Linked DNA regions of Homo sapiens: region 2 is linked to region 1. Evidence: chromatin loops called from intact Hi-C (ENCODE). Cell type or tissue: PC-9. All regions are shown on one strand. Each heading gives the region's core, and the rest is flanking DNA. Links, peaks and the distances in the headings are about the cores only.

Region 1 (8,291 bases), core at 1,668-6,667:
AGCAGACAGTGATGTCAGTCCCAGTTCAAATCCAAAGCCTGAGAATCAGAGCAGACAGTGATGTCAGTCCCAGTTCAAGTCTGGAGGCCCTGGAACTGGGACACTGGTGTCCAAGGACAGAAGAAGATGGATATCCCAGCTCAAGAAGAAACAGAAGATTTCTCCTTCCTTTATCTTTTTGTTCTATTAGAGCCTTCATTGGATTGAATGATGCCCCTTACATTGGTGAAGGTGGATCTTTTTCACTCAGTTTACTGATTCAAATGCTAATCTCTTCCAGAAACACTCTCACAGACGTACCCAGACATAACGTTCTACCAGTTACCAGAGCATCCCTTAGCCCAGTCAAGTTGACATCTAAAATTAACAACATAGGTGATCCACTTATTAATTATAATGGGAAAAAAGAGACACAAATGTAAACGGTAATATGAGAAAAAGCAAAAAAAAAAAAGACTATCTAGAATTACCAGTAGAAAGCATAAGAGATGTAGGTAGACAAGTAGACAAAGCCATAGGTCAGACATAGTTAGCAGGGAGAAAGGAACACAAACAATTAAAGAAACTAAGCTGGTAGAGAGATGAAAGTAAAAATATAAGCAATGACAGATGTCAAAGCTTCATGCAAGAGAGAAGTCTACTTTCTTGGTCCCTGTTATTGTTTTTTGGCATTATATGCTACTTGAGATGTAGTAAAAAAAAAAAAAAAAAAAAAGGATGATAACAGCAGGTAATTCTGAGTCAGCATTTTTGACAGTCTTCTAATCAGAATCCATATTTTGAATGTAGACTAAACCACCTCAAAAAGGGTATTTATCTAGTGATGTGAAAAAAAAACAAATAAATGAATAGGAAGCAAATAATTTAAGTAAAAAGATTAATATCTAATTTGTCTCCAAACTTTCTGGCAGCCAGAGCAAAAAGAAAAACCATGGTGAGTTACTAAATTTTATTGTCACAGTAAGAAAAGTCTCAATGGCCCAGAGGAGTTGAGACAGGATAGGAAAAGTCTCATTTCAAACTTCAAAATGAATTTCCACATGGGTCATTCTACTAGGGTTACTCTTCAGTACAGCAGCCACTCTCCTCCATGATAATTTCAGAGTAAATTCAAAAATGGTTTTCAAATGATGCATAGTCTTAAGTCATAATTAATTGAAAGAGGCCCTGCAAGGGCCTCATGTGATCTGGCTTTGCAACCCTCTGTGGCCATATCTGGAACCCAGTGCACTCTGAATACCAGGCAAACTCTCACTTCATCTCTTCCATGCTTCCTCTCATTTTCCACAACCCAGGGACATGTGAACAATAGAATATAACTTTCAAGGGTGCAAGACATTTTGTCTGCTTTGTTAACTGCTGAATGACCGTCACCTAGAATAGAACATTGTACATAGTTGGAACTGAGTAGATACGTGTTTATTTAGTGTGGACTGACTCATTTCAATCTCAATCTATAAATTATAATAGGTTCCCTTTACTAAATATGCTATCGAATGTTTTTCACTTGTTGTTGAAACCACATCCTTGAAGCTGGCCTTCCTAGAAGACTATAAACTCATTGAGGGTAGTACTTCTTACTGTCTTATGGTATCCCCAGACTTGGTGCAGGATCCTGCATTTAGAAGATGTTCAGTACATCGATGGTGAATGATTGATGATAGGAAGGAATGACTCATGAGTCATAAGTTGTATCATGTAATGCACGTCTAAATGCAATATTTTTAGGGAACTTAAAGAGGATGGAAGGATTGCAGAATGATTGAAAGTAAGAGGAGAGAAATAGTAAATGATGGAGGAAGAGGGTAACAAGGACAGGTAAAACAGGTTAAGAACCAGAGCATGGCTGCTGATGCTGAGAAGGAGGGTGATCCCATACATATCATCTCATTTGATCTTCCTAACAGGAAGAGTTATAGCTGGAGCTTGTAGGTAAAGAGACTAATAATTTAAGGGTCTAAGTAGGATATATTCAACGGATTAAATTGAAGATATGATTTTAACTATGATTGTTAAACTTTATGCCAAAGAGCCTCTGAGTCTTCCCACTGGTATGGCTAGCTCAGGGCCACCTGGCCCACCCACCCATTCTGCAGATAAGGGAGAAGGTGCAGCGAGATCTCATGAGTTATCCAAATTTGTCCAAATGGCTGTTAAGTGTTGCAAGAAACTGCAAAACAGTGACACTAAAGAGGGCTCCTCAATTTTCTCAAATGAAATCCTTTAAATGTGTGTGGTATCACAGCAGGGACTGATCAGGGTGAGAGTAGGGGAAGCAAAGGAGTTTGCTGTTTCCACTATCCGCACTTTCTCTTCAGAGTGGCCATGCCAATCCTGGGGGACATGCTGAAGCCAAGGGCTTGGTGAGTGTGATTATCCTCTCCCTCTGCTAATTAACCCCTGCAACTGACCCCAAAGAAAAGGCCCGAGGGAAGCCAAGGGTCAGATCAGCCAAAGGCCAAGATAATAAGGCTGACCTTTCAAGAGGCAATCAGACTTGCATAGTGATTTGTAAAGAGGGTAGGCCTGTCTTACAAAGGTCAGCTACCTCTTCTGAGCAGAAATGGCACCCTAAGCATCTAACAACGAGTGAAGGCTGCAGGGGCCCTAACAGGTGGGTCCATGTGACACTGGTGAGCCAGGTGGCTGTCGTACACTGACACCCTGCTGGAGCCCCATACAGGAATCTGACAGAATGAAACTTCCCTCAATAAAAAGACTTAGAAACTTCCTCCAGGTAAATATATACACTGGATTCAAGAAGATAAACACAAAGGTGCTATGCCTAGAAACAGTGGCACCTCCTGAAAAATACAATTATTCTATCACATAGCACACTACTCATTTTCCTAAACGTAGAGTGCAGCAGTCTTGGCTTTCTGTGTGTAATAAAGTTTATTTTCCAAGGAAAAGCTTACTACCAACACCAATCTATCAAACAAAATCTGAGTGCTATTAATTGAAACAGGATGGGGACAAGACATTTCCTTCAAGCCCCTTTTGCCCACAGCTGCCTCAGAAGCACCTCGAATGGACTGAATTTAAAACTAAAAACAAAAACTACTGGTGTAATAAAAAGGATTTCAATTGCATACTTGCTTAAGGGATGATTTGCTTAATGTCTGTCTGTCCCACTGTACTATTACCTTCCCAAGGGCATAAATTGATCTGCTTTTCTCAATGTCGCATTGCCACCACCTAGCACAGAGGTCAAAACAAGGCTTGAGATGGTGTGTGGGAAAGTGCTTTGTAAATTCTAAAAAACTAAAAGGCTACAGCTAGAAAGGAGTAGTCTCAATTCACTCATCAGAATCTATTTCAGGAAGCAATTATGTTCAGTCAAGTTGAAAGTGTTCTCTCAGTAAGTTCACTGGCTCCCAACAAACAAACAGAGAATTATTGTTTGACTGATGCCTGACAGACACTTGAAATGACTCCCAAGCCTATTGTTGCTTGTCATCATTTTAAAAATGCCCATCCCTCTCTCACTAGCTCCATGTCCCACAACTCATTGTTTGCGAGGCATCCATTGTCTCCAAGTTTCTATCTCGAACACCTGCATTAGCTCCTTTCAAATGGCCGCACAACAGCAGAATATAATTGCACTTTCATCTTCCTTAGGTATCATGTCTAAAGAAAAATCTGTGGTGGGCCTATTCTTCTGATTAGATGGGCATGCCAACAAAAAAATAAATTGAACCTCTGTCTTTCTGTGAAATCCAATATTTCACAATATACTATTTGACACAGCTCTGACTGCACTGATCTGAAAGGGAGCATTGTAGCACACGGAGAGAATGTTCACCTTTTACTATGTTACATGGATAAAGAGTGGTTTAAAGGCCCCAAATATAAACAATGTATTGAGCCTTCCTTGCTGATAAGTTGACATACTAGGTGTCAAGTAAATATTAAGAAAATGTTTTGCTCAAAGTTACATAATGAGGATGACCTATAATGCTTGCAAAGTACCTCATAGGTTATGAGTCATGAGGTGTGGACTGGGGAATCCAGCAAACAGGACTCCCTGCGTAGTGGGGAGAACTACACTCCCACCAATTCAGCCTGTGGTCATTCTTTTCCTAGCAGCACCTTCTACCCAGAGATAACAAAGAAGTCTTCATACGGAAGAAAATGCTTAAGGGTAGACTTGCAGGACCAGCTGACTTCACCTGGTAGCACCTGGAAAAGACCTTCCAAGCAGAAGGACTAGCACTCAAATGAGCAAGCACAGACCTCTCTGGCCTCTGGTTTTCCTATAATCCTCCGAAAGGAGCACAAGGATGGAATATTTTACCAAGACCTGTCTACTGCACAAAATCATGGGACTATAGTGGTTGGAACCAGCAGTGCTGGTTTCAACCCTTCACTCTTTTGCTGGTAGATGGAAAGCACATGATCAGCTAAATCCTCAGCTATTTTTTAGTGAACAGCTGCCCAGTCAGGAGTCTCTTCTTGCACTTACGAAATGAGTTTGTAACCTTTTCTCGTGCGCAATTTCACTTTTACTGTTTTTTTGTTTTGGTTTCATTTGGTTTGGTTTTTGCCTCAGCGTCCATACCTCTGAATATTATTTTAATCGCATATCCTTTGTTAATCATATGAGCTACGAATCCCTCCCTATTATGCCTGTTAGCAAACTTCACAAGGAACCTGCTTTTATCTTTGTGTATATCCTTTATAAAAATGTTGGTCAAAAAGAGATCAGGACATTCCCATGATGGTACAGGAGAGGACTCACTTGGGATCATGCAGACTCATTCATTAGAGGTGTCTACATAGGATTGATCTACCATCTTTGATTATGATTTTAATCATTACTCTTTAGTCACAAGATTTTTGCCAACACAATGCAGCACAGTGAAAAAAATCATTGAAGAATGAGACAAGATCTAAATTTGAATTTTTACTCTGTTACTCTCTGTACAAATATAGCATGGCATTTTTCTGCAAGTCTCAGCTTTCTAGTCTCTAAAATGGGGGTAAAAATGCCTTCCTCTGATGAGTGGTCTGAAAATGTAATTCACTGACTCTGAATACCTGGAGTCTAACAGGTCCACAAGCACATAAATGGCTGATGATGCTCATGCTGATGCCCTTAATGGTTCAGGCCTAAAAATAAACATTGCTTCTTTCTATTTCCAGGTTTTGGATAAATGAGAATATTTTCTTCTAGCACTTGCTTATTCCCACTGGGAATTGTCTCAGTGACTCTTTTCACAACATCTTCTATCTTGCAGTAACAGAGGTTCAAGCTCAGCTCCACTTATGAATCATATGCAACCTTGGACAAATTGTTTCCCCTTCTTTAAACTTTATTTTTCTTATCTGGAGAGTGAACATAATATTATCTACTTTGCAGCATGGTTAGGTGTTATTTGTTCATGCTGCTACAACAAAGCACCATAGACTGAGTGGCTTATAACAGAAATGTATTTCTCACGGTTCTGGAGGCTAGAAGTCCAACATCAAGTTTCTAGCATGGCTGGGTTCTGCTGAGGGCCCTCTGCTGACTTCTCCTTTTATACTCACATGGCAGAAAAAAATAGTGAGCTAGCCCTCTGGTCACTTCTTACAAGGATACTAATCTCATTGACCAGGGCTCTACCCTCATGACCTAATTGCCTCTCAAAGGCTCCACCTTCAAACAATATCACATTGGAAATTAAGATTTCAATAAACTTTAAGGGAACATGGACTTTCAGTCCATAACGGGAGGACAACATGAGACAGTCCAGACAGGACACATACAAAGTAGTAGCTTCTATTAAGAAAATGGCCTCTGAACCAATGGCTCTTCTAGTGTCTTCTGCCAAATCAGTGAAGCCCTTTTTAAACATGTAACTAATAAATTGAACTGATTCTTACTGATCATTTGCCGTGTGCAAGGTATTGTAGAGAAAAGCAAAATGGAAACTATGCCCTTAAGGAATAGCTATTCTCCTATATGGTGATGTTTGCCACTGTAAGTATACTTCAGTCAAGGTATGAGAGGTGATTGCCATGAGAGAGGTAAAGGCAAGAGACTGTGAGATTGCAGAGGATGGGAGAGAAGCCCTCTAGTTGGATAAGGCCATGAAGTTTCCTTGTACAGAAAGACTTTAAACCTGCCCTTAAAAAGCAAGCAAGTAAATTAATTCAAATATTGTGGAAGACAGTGTGGAGATTCCTCAAAAATCTAAAGACAAACTACCATTTGACCCAGCAATCCCATTACTGGGTATATAACCAAAAGAATATAAATTATTCTATTATAAAGACACATGCGCACATATGTTCATTGCAGCACTATTCACAATAGCAAAGACATGAAATCAACCTAAATGCTCATTAATGATAGACTGGATTAAAAAATGTGGTACATAGACACTGTGGAATACTATGCAGCCATAAAAAAGAATGAGATCATGTCCTTTAAGAGATATGGATAGAGCTGGAGGCCATTATCCTTGGCAAACTAACACAGGAACAGAAAACCAAATACCACATGTTCTCACTTGCAAGTGGGAGCTAAATGATGAGAACACATGGACACAGAGAGGGGAACAACACACACTGGGGCCTTTCAGTGGAAGGAAGGAGAGGATCAGGAAAAATAACTAATGGGTACTAAGCTTAATACTTGGGAGATGAAATCATCTGTACAACAACCCCTGTGATACATATTTACCCATGTAACAAACCTCACTTGTACACTTGAACTCAAAAATAAAAATACAACATAAATAAGTGAATAAAACTTAAAAAAAAAAAAAAAAGCAAGCAAAGATGGACCTGAGGAGATGGGATTTAAGTTAGATTAAAACTCCTTGGTGGCATGTACCTGAAAGCAGGGAAAATAAAAACATTTTTTAACGGTTCTGTTAAGGAAAAGGTAAGATTTGTTAGAAAGATTCATAAAGCGGAATTTCATTATCAAGCTTGAGGAAATTCAGGAACCAGCACCTCTCTGAAAATGCTAGCAAAAGGAGCATATAACTCTTCTCTCTAGGATGCAACCAAGAAATAACTAATTTTCAGCTGCATTTTACAAATAGACATCTCTGTTCCTTTGTTCAAATTATCAGGAGAGAGAATAAAATTGGCACAGTGTGTATCAGTAAAAAGTGGCCAGTGTAGGGACGGCATAGTCATTGGGAATGCCTTTGTAAGCAGAGCAACTACCCCAATTTGTGTTGATTATAGAACAGAATGAGGAAACGCATTCTAGGGGACAATAGCATGGAGGTCAAAGCGCTCAAGATGTGCACAGACAATAGCAGGCTGCATGGCCAGATTGTACACGGTGTGCAGGAGAGGAACAAGATGAAAGCTGGAACCTGTTTCTGTTCCATCAATGTCTTCAAAATCCCACGAATAAAGGATGAGTGAGAGATGAGAGGTCAGAAAGGAATGAGTGACATTTGGCTAAATTACTGTAGAGAAATTGTACTGTGTAGGATCTGCTGGGTTGTTACTGAACACCAGGACAAAACTTACTCTGGAAACAAATGGCAGAATCAAAGTGTGTTCAGTTTAATTTCACAGACTGCTCAAAATAAAAAACAAAGTACTTCAAATAGATTGAAAAATATTACTGGAACCGAATTAAATTTATCGTAACCTGGAAAATCTTGTTTTGATTTTGCTATCTAAATTGATTATCCTCTCTATTGGGAGTTTCCAAATTATGTCTAAGTCTCACTCATTCGTTCAACTAATTCTTTGGAGAATCTGAACATTCATTTATTTCTCAATAGGTAAATTCTGCCTGGTTGAATATGGAGACTCAATTCCTAAAACATAGGGACTGAGTTCTTAATGTCTCTCCTGAAACCCCACCTCATGTCTCTACAAACACCCCACCAAAATAAAATTCAAGAAGTACAAAAAGGAATACATTTATATGAGAAAACAGAGAAATATTTTTTAAAGAAGAAAGAAAAAAGGAAAGAAAAATAAAATGTGAAAAACGTTTCCAGAGCATAGAGCAAAAACACAAATAAACATAAAATTAAGGCAATAGAAAACAAATATGAATGCTCATTACATAAATGTCTTGGTGGGGGGTACTAGTATGATAAGAGGAGAAGAAATTAAGAAAAATCGAAGTAATTCAGAATAATCTCAGACTTAATGAACAACCGCTCAAATTAAAACAGCTAATAAATAAGCACAATTAATTAAACAAAAAGGCCCACATATTAACATGTCTTCATACGTGCACAACATCAATGATTACTTTTCTAAAGAAAAGGGTAATTCACATACAAAAGAACCAAAATGAGAGCATCACCATTCTAGCATCAACA
Region 2 (8,291 bases), core at 1,585-6,584, 140 kb after region 1:
TTTAATGACACATTGGATAATGAATAAATTAATTACATACCTCCTTACATTGGAAATAATTAACTTATGAATTTCCCTTTACTAAGTATTTTGCTAATGCTACTAATAACTAATAATTACCAAACCATTGTTATGTAGCTGGAAATGAGTAACCAGTATTTATACATTATTTCTTTTAATCTTCTCAAACCTGTTTATATCTATGCCCGTTATATAAATGAGAAGACTATATGAGAAATTAAGTAAATTACCAAGGTTTCATAGGTATTGAAGCGGCCCTTGTTGGCGCCCTTGAGCTCACCAAGCTTTAGTTTTCAGTGTCTCATGCAACATTTAGATGCTTGGTACATGGTCAGTGGTCAATGTATTGGGAGCATAGTTTCTACTGCCAAGAAGCTTAAATAACCTCACTCAATGACCTCCTGAGATGAGGCTTGAGAAGGTGACCCCTGCAAGTTGCTGATAATTAGTGAAAATCAATAAGAAGGATGTTAACCATCTTGGGCACTATAAATAAGTCAACTCCAGGTGGGGAAGCAAAAAAACAAAACAAAAAAAAACAAACAAAAAAAAAACCAGAAACGTGTGGGTTTGTTTTGTTTTCTAAGAAGATTATTATTTAAAAACATACAAGACTGCCATTATGGGGAGGAGCAGAGGGAACCAGCAGGTATGGAGCAGTCCTTATGCATGACAGTCACTTTCTCTGTACTCTCTCATTTCATTTTCATACCCATCCTGCCATGGTATATTTTATTTCTTTCATAGGTAAGAAAACTGGGGCTCAGGCATTATTTCTGACTTACCCAAGCATGCCCATCTAGTAAGGAAGAGATCTGCATTTGAATCCAGGTCTGTCTTTCTCCAAAGCTGTCTTTACTCTGCCAGATCAAATCAAGAAAGAAACATCTTTGAGCCTCTGCTAGGTATCGGTCCCTCTGGTGGATACAGCATGGAGGGTGTGTGACATCTCATCCATATCAGCTTTGGTGTCAAATAAACTACATTCTGGAAATTTGATGCTTGATCTTTATACTTTTTATTTAGAAACTTATAATAATTAATAATAATAAGAAGAAAACCAATCTTACAAGATTGTCATAGTGAATCCAAAATAATATTAATTATAAAATTCTTGACAGCTAATAGGTGTTTATACAGGTTTGTGCTCTTACTCTTCCTACCTTTCTCTAGGTAGGAAATTAGTGAGCTGGGCTTCGATTTTCCACAGTAGCTGAGAGGGCTTTATGAACTGACTCCCCTCCTCTGGGGCTTCGTGTTCTCATCAGCACAAAGGGCAGTAGACCAGATGTCATTAGGAAGGACCAAGCCCCAAGGGCCACGGTGAATCAGGCTTCAAAAATGAGATGGCAAATATCCTCCATCATTCTATGAAGCAGTGTGAACAGAGAGCAGGGAAATGAATCTCATTCTATTCTTTTCTGAAACAACAGGAATACGAACCCTCACCACCCACCTCGCTGGGATCTGGGAAGGATTAATGAGACATAATATGCAGTGCTCCACTGAGAGCTATTACCATCTTATAGGGGGAAAATTCCCATTGTTGCCTGCAAACAAGACTGACAATTTGATGAGGTGTGAATATTTTTAGTGTAACAGTATGTAAACACTGCTTTTTTCATCCAAGTCATCACTGTGCACATACCCTTATGCATTTTTATGAGGCCATTTCTCTGCGGCTGTAAATAGTCTGTGCTTGCCCTTTTCCACGAGCTCGTAGAATGTGCCGACCAGGGGCCAGGCTGAACCTCTAAGCTGATTCCTAGGGCTGTCCACATCCTTTGGGAGAATGTTAATAGGCATATTCACATTTTGTACCAAAGTATATGCCTTCCTGCTGGCCTATACAAATTGCATCATGCAAGGACAGGGGCAAAAAAGGCCTCTGTTGGAGAAGGTTCAGCTATTTCATAGTGATAAATATGGAACGGCAACGTGATTACCAAAGCAGAAAAGCAGAAAAAAAGGCAGGATTCCTGATGCTAATTTCTGTTCCTGTCACACTTGCTTAGAAAGTCAGAAAAAAGCCTAAGTCTTCAAACCAATACCTTTTCAATAAAGAATTCCACCATTCATTCAAGAAGCATTAACTGGGCACTAGGTACTAGAGGCTGAGCCACGCACTAGGATATAAAAGTTAATACGACTTAGTTCTACCCTCCTGTGATTATATTTTAGTGAAGGAATTGACAAATAAATGACGACAATTCAGTGAAAAGTGTGCAATGCACAGATTTTCTTCCATCTTATCCCCCGTCCATCTAACCCCTAAAGCATCACCTTCCTCACAATACCCGATAAAGAGATGGTTTGTCTCATGTCTTTCCTGGAGGGATGTCCTTGGCAATTGTTTTTGCACGTTTGTTGTTGTTTTTGGTATTTTGTTTCGTTTTGTTTTGTTTTTTGAGACAGAGTCTTCCTCTGTCGCCCAGGCTGGAGTGCAGTGGTGCAATCTCAGCTCATTGCAACCTCCACCTCCCGGATTCAAAGGATTATCCTGCCTCAGCCTTCAGAGTAGCTGAGATTACAGGTGGACACCACCACACCTGGCTAATTTTTGTATTTTTAGTAGAGACGGAGTTTCACCATTTTGGCTAGACTGGTCTCGAACTCCTGACCTCAAGGGATCTGCCCACCTCAGCCTCCCAAGCTGCTGGAATTACAGAAGTGAGCCACCGTGCCCAGCCTGTTTCTGCATTTTGATATCTCTTTCCCAACCCTCTCTCTGCTGCTGGTTACATCTTAAATTCTAGGGCCATTACTGTCTGAGACCCTATTACTACACTGCCTGATAGGCCTGGGCAGTGGGGTGAATGAGGGGCAGGGCAGGGTTTTCTCTTTTGCCTCAACACTGCATTCCTTATGAAAGCACATTGCAAGGTGGTAACACATATCTCATACCACTGAGGGTGGCATGCATGGTGAGGTCAGAGTATATAAATCCATGCACTAAAAATAACAAATCCTGCCATATCCACCTCCAGAAGATCCCCAATCCAATCATTTCTTTACCCTTCCAGTAAGATCCCCCAATCCCAACAACTCATGATTATTTGTAATTTGGCTAAACCAATAGTTTCCTATTTCTCACACTCTACTCTTTTCCCCCACTCCCAAAATCAATTTCCCCTCAACAACCAGAACAACTTTTAAAATTATAAATTAGATCATATTCTGTATTATATAGGCCCTCCAATTCTTCTGTAACACTTAAAATCCAGAATCTTCACAATGGTCTTTAAGACCTGGTTCCTGCTGGTCTTTTCCAAACTCTCTCTTACTTCTCTCCCCCTTACTCTATGGATCCAAACTACATGGCCCTCTTTCTGTGCCCTAAAGATGTTCAGCTTGGAGGAAGAGCTCCCGCCTGTAGCTCCCAGCAAGACCAACGCAGAAGGCAGATGATTTCTGCATTTCCAACTTAGGTACCCAGTTCATCTCATTGGGGCTGGTTAGACAGTGGGTGTAGCGCAGGGAGGGCTAGCAGGAGGGTGGGGCATCAACTCATCTGGGAAGCACAGGGAGTCAGGGAACTGCCTCCCCTAACCAAGGGAAGTCATGAGGGACCTTGCTATGAAGGATGGTGCTATCTGGCCCAGATACTATGCTTTTCCTACGGTCTTCACAACCCACAACCCAGGAGATTCCCTCAGGTACCTACACCACAAGGGCCCTGAGTTTCAAGCACAAAACTGGGCAGCCGTTTGGGCAGACACCAAGCTAGCTGCAGGAGATATTTTTTTCCTATCCCAGTGGTGCCTGGAATGCCAGTGAGACAGAATCATTCACTCCCCTGGAAAGGAGGCTGAAGCCAGGGAGTCAAGTAGTCTTGCTCAGCGGAGCCCAACCCACAGAGCCCAGCAAGCTAAGATCCACTGGCTTGAAATTCTTGCTGCCAGCACAGCAGTCAGAAGTCAACCTGGGACACAGGAACTTGGTGGAGGGAGGAGAGTCAGCCATTACTGAGGCTTGAGTAAGTCGTTTTCCCCTCACAGTGTAAACAAAGCCTCCAGGAAGTTCAGACTGGGTGGAGTCCACCGCAGCACCATGAAGCCACTGTAGCCAGACTGCCTCCCTAGATTCCTCCTCTCTGGGCCAGGGATATCTGAAAGAAAGGCAGCAGCCCCAGTCAGAGGCTTATAGATAATGCTCCCATCTCCCTGGGACAGAGCACCTGGGAGAAGGGGCAGCTGTGGGTGCAGCTTCAGCAGACTTAAACATTCCTGCCTGCTGGCTCTGAAGAGAGGAGCAGATCTCCCAGCACAGTGGTCAAGCTCTGCTAAGTGGACCCCCAGCAAACTCCAGCAGACCTGTAGAAGAGGGGCTTGACTGTTAGAAGGAAAACTAACAAACAGAAAGGAATAGCATCAACATCAACAAAAAGGACAACCACACAAAAACTCCATCAGAAGGTCACTAACAGCAAAGACCACAGATAGATAAATCCATGAAGTTAAGGAAAAACCAGCACAAAAAGGCTAAAAATTCCAAAAACCAGAATGCCTCTTCTCCTCCAAAGGATCACAACTCCTCAACAGCAAGGGAACAAAACTGGACAGAGAATGAGTTTGATGAATTGACAGAAGCAAGCTTCAGAAGGTGGGTAATAACAAACTTCTCTGAGCTAAAGGATCATCTTCTAACCCATGGCAAGGAAGCTAAGAACCTTGATAAATGCTTACAGGAATTGCTAACTAGAATAATCAGTTTAGAGAAGAACATAAGTGACCTGACAGAGCTGAAAAATACAGCACGAGAATTTTGTGAAGCATACGCAAGTATAAATAGCCGAATTGATTAAGCAGAAGAAAGGATATCAGAGATTGAAGATCAACTGAATGAAATAAAGCATGTAGGCAAGATTAGGGAAAAAGAATGAAAAGGAACAAACAGAGACTCCAAGAAATATGGGATTATGTGAAAAGACCAAACCTACATTTGATTGGTGTACCTGAAAATGATGGGGAGAATGGAACCAAGTTGGAAAACACACTTCAGGATATTGTCCAGAGAACTTCCCCAATATAGCAAGACAGGCAAACATTCGAATTCAGGAAATACAGAGAACACCACAAAGATACTCCTCAAGAAGAACGACCCCAAGACACATGATTGTCAGATTCACCAAGGTTGAAATGAAGGAAAAATATTAAGGACAGCCAGACAGAAAGGTCAGCTTACCCACAAAGGGAAGCCCATCAGACTAACAGCAGATCTGTCTGCAGAAACCCTACAAGCCAGAAAAGAGCATGGGCCAATATTCAACATTCTTAAAGAAAAGAATTTTCAGTCAAGAATTTCATATCCAGCCAAACTAAGCTTCATAAGTGCAGGAGAAATAAAATATTTTACAAACAATAAAATGCTGAGAGATTTTGTCACCACCAGGCCGGCCTTACACGAGCTCCTGAAGGAAGCACTAAACATGGAAAGGAAAAACCAGTGCCAGCCACTTAAAAACAAATGAAAAAATACAGACCATTGACACTATGAAGAAACTGCAACAACTAATGGGCAAAATAACCAGCTAGCATCATGATGACAGGATCAAATTCACACATAACAATATTAACCTTAAATGTAAATGAGCTAAATGCCCCAATTAAAAGGCACAGACTGGCAAATTGGATAAAGAGTCAAGACCCATCAGTGTGCTGTATTCAGGAGACCCATCTCACCTGCAAAGATACACATGGGCTCAAAATAAAAGGATACAGGAAGATTTACCAAGCAAATGGAAAGAAAGAAAGCAGGGGTTGCAATCCTAGTCTCTAATAAAACAGACTTTAAACCAACAATGATCAAAAAAGACAAAGACGAGCATCACTTAATGGTAAAGGGATCAATGCAACAAGAAGAGCTAATTATCCTAAATATATATGCACCCAATACAGGAGCACCCAGATTCATAAAGCAAGTCCTTAGTGACCTACAAAGAGACTTAGACTCCCACACAATAACAGTGGGAGAATTTAACACCCCACTCTCAATATTAGATCAATGAGACAGAAAATTAACAAGGATATTCAGGACTTGAAATCAGCTCTGGACCAAGTGGGCCTAATAGACATCTGCAGAACTCTGTACCCCAAATCAACAGAATATACATTCTTCTCAGCACCACATAGCACTTATTCTAAAATTGGCCACGTAATTGGAAGTAAAACACTCCTCAGCAATTGCAAAAGATGGAAATCATAACAAACAGTCTCTCAGCCCCCAGTGCACTCAAATTAGAACTCTGGATTAAGAAAATCACTCAAAGCCGAACAACTACATGGAAGCTGAACAACCTGCTCCTGCAAGACTACCAGGTAAATAACGAAATTAGGGAAGAAATAAATAAGTTCTTTGAAATCAATGAGAACAAAGACACAACATACCAGAATCTCTGGGAAACAGCTAAAGCAGTGTTTAGAGGGAAATGTATAGCACTAAATGCCCACAGGAAAAAGCAGGAAAGATCTAAAATCAACACCCTAACATCACAATTAGAAGAACTAGAGAAGCAAGAGCAAACAGATTCAAAAGCTAACAGAAGACAAAAAATAACTAGGATCAGAGCAACTGAAGGACATAGAGACACGAAAACCATTCAAAAAATCAATGAATCCAGGAGCTAGTTTTTTGAAAAAATTAACAAAATAGATCGACTGCTAGCCAGACTAATAAAGAATAGAATAATCAAATAAACACAATAAAAAATGATAAAGGGGAGATCACCACTGATCCCACCGAAATACTAACTACCATCAGAGAATACTATAAACACCTCTATGCAAATAAACTAGAAAATCTAGAAGAAATGGATAAATTCCTGGACACAAACACCCTCCCAAGACTAAACCAGGAAGAAGTCAAATCCCTGAATAGACCAATAACGAGTTCTGAATTTGAGGTAGTAATTAACAGCCTACCAACAAAAAAAGCCCAGGACCAGATGGATGAACAGCCGAATTCTACCAGAGGTACAAAGAGGAGCTGGTACCATTTCTTCTGAAACTATTCCAAACAATAGAAAAAGAGGGACTCCTCCCTAACTCATATTATGAGACCAGCATCATTCTGATATCAAAACCTGGCAGAGACAAAACAAAAAAAGAAAGTTTCAGGCCAATATCCGTTGATGATGAACTTCAATGTGAAAATCCTCAATAAAATACTGCCAAACCAATTCCAGCAGCATATTAAAAAGCTTATCTACCACAATCAAGTCGGCTTCATCCCTGGGATGCAAGGCTGGTTCAACATATGCAAATCAGTAAATGTAATCCATCACATAAACAGAACCAATGACAAAAACCACATGATTATCTCAATAGATACAGAAAAGGTCTTTGATAAAATTCAACACCTCTTCATGCTAAAAACTCTCAATAAACTAGGTATCAATGGAACATATCTCAAAATAATCAGAGCTATTTATGACAAATCCATAGCCAATATCATACTGAATGGGCAAAAGCTGGAAGCATTCCCTTTGAAAACCAGCACAAGACAAGGATGCCATCTCTCACCACTCCTATTCAACATAGTATTGGAAGTTCTGGCCAGGGCAATCAGGCAAGAGAAAGAAATAAAGGGTATTCTGTTTGCAGATGGCATGATTGTATATTTAGAAAACCCCATCATCTCAGCCAAAAATCTCCTTAAGCTGATAAGCAACTTCAGCAAAGTCTCAGGATACAAGATCAATGTGCAAAAATCACAAGCATTCCTATACACCAATAATAGACAAACAGAGAGCCAAATCATGAGTGAACTCCCATTCACAATTCCTGCAAAGAGAATAAAATACCTAGGAATACAACTTACAAGGGACATGAAGGACTTCTTCAAGAACAACAAACCTCTGCTCAAGGAAATAAGAGAGGACACAAACAAATGGAAAAACATTCCATGCTCATGGATAGGAAGAATCAATATCATGAAAATGGCCATACTGTTCATAGTAATTTATAGATTAATCACTATTCCCACGAAGCAACCACAAAGATTCTTCACAGAATTAGAAAAAACCACTTTAAATTTCATATGGAACCAAAAAAAAAGCCCGTATAGCCAAGACAATCCTAAGCAAAAAGAACAAAGTTGGAGGCATAACACTGCCTGACTTCAAACTATACTACAAGGCCACAGTAACCAAAACAGCATGGTACTGGTACCAAAACAGATCTATAGACCAATGGAACAGAACAGAGTCCTCAGAAATAACACCATAAATCTACAACCATCTGATCTATGACAAACGTGACAAAAACAAGCAA

What was found. Hi-C counts contacts between places; a loop is a spot of excess contacts. Peaks named below come from ENCODE experiments on the same cell type or tissue, not always from the same donor. Only the 100,000 strongest peaks of a DNase experiment are listed, where the experiment ranks them.
Region 2: it touches region 1 in a loop (2.3-fold over the local background); 1 of 110 quality-filtered maps calls a loop at or near these places.

Annotation. Positions count from the first base shown.
Region 1 is chr4:14,579,515-14,587,805 of GRCh38, forward strand. All of the region lies in intron 4 of LINC00504 (long intergenic non-protein coding RNA 504), which reads right to left. Among named protein-coding and RNA genes, the nearest start is that of LINC00504, 300 kb to the right of the region's middle. In PC-9, for the core only: no CTCF peak of the experiment used is centred there; a DNase peak (open chromatin) is centred at 4,007.
Region 2 is chr4:14,715,289-14,723,579 of GRCh38, forward strand. The region is part of intron 2 of LINC00504 (long intergenic non-protein coding RNA 504); the gene reads right to left. Among named protein-coding and RNA genes, the nearest start is that of LINC00504, 170 kb to the right of the region's middle. In PC-9, for the core only: no CTCF peak of the experiment used is centred there; a DNase peak (open chromatin) is centred at 4,043.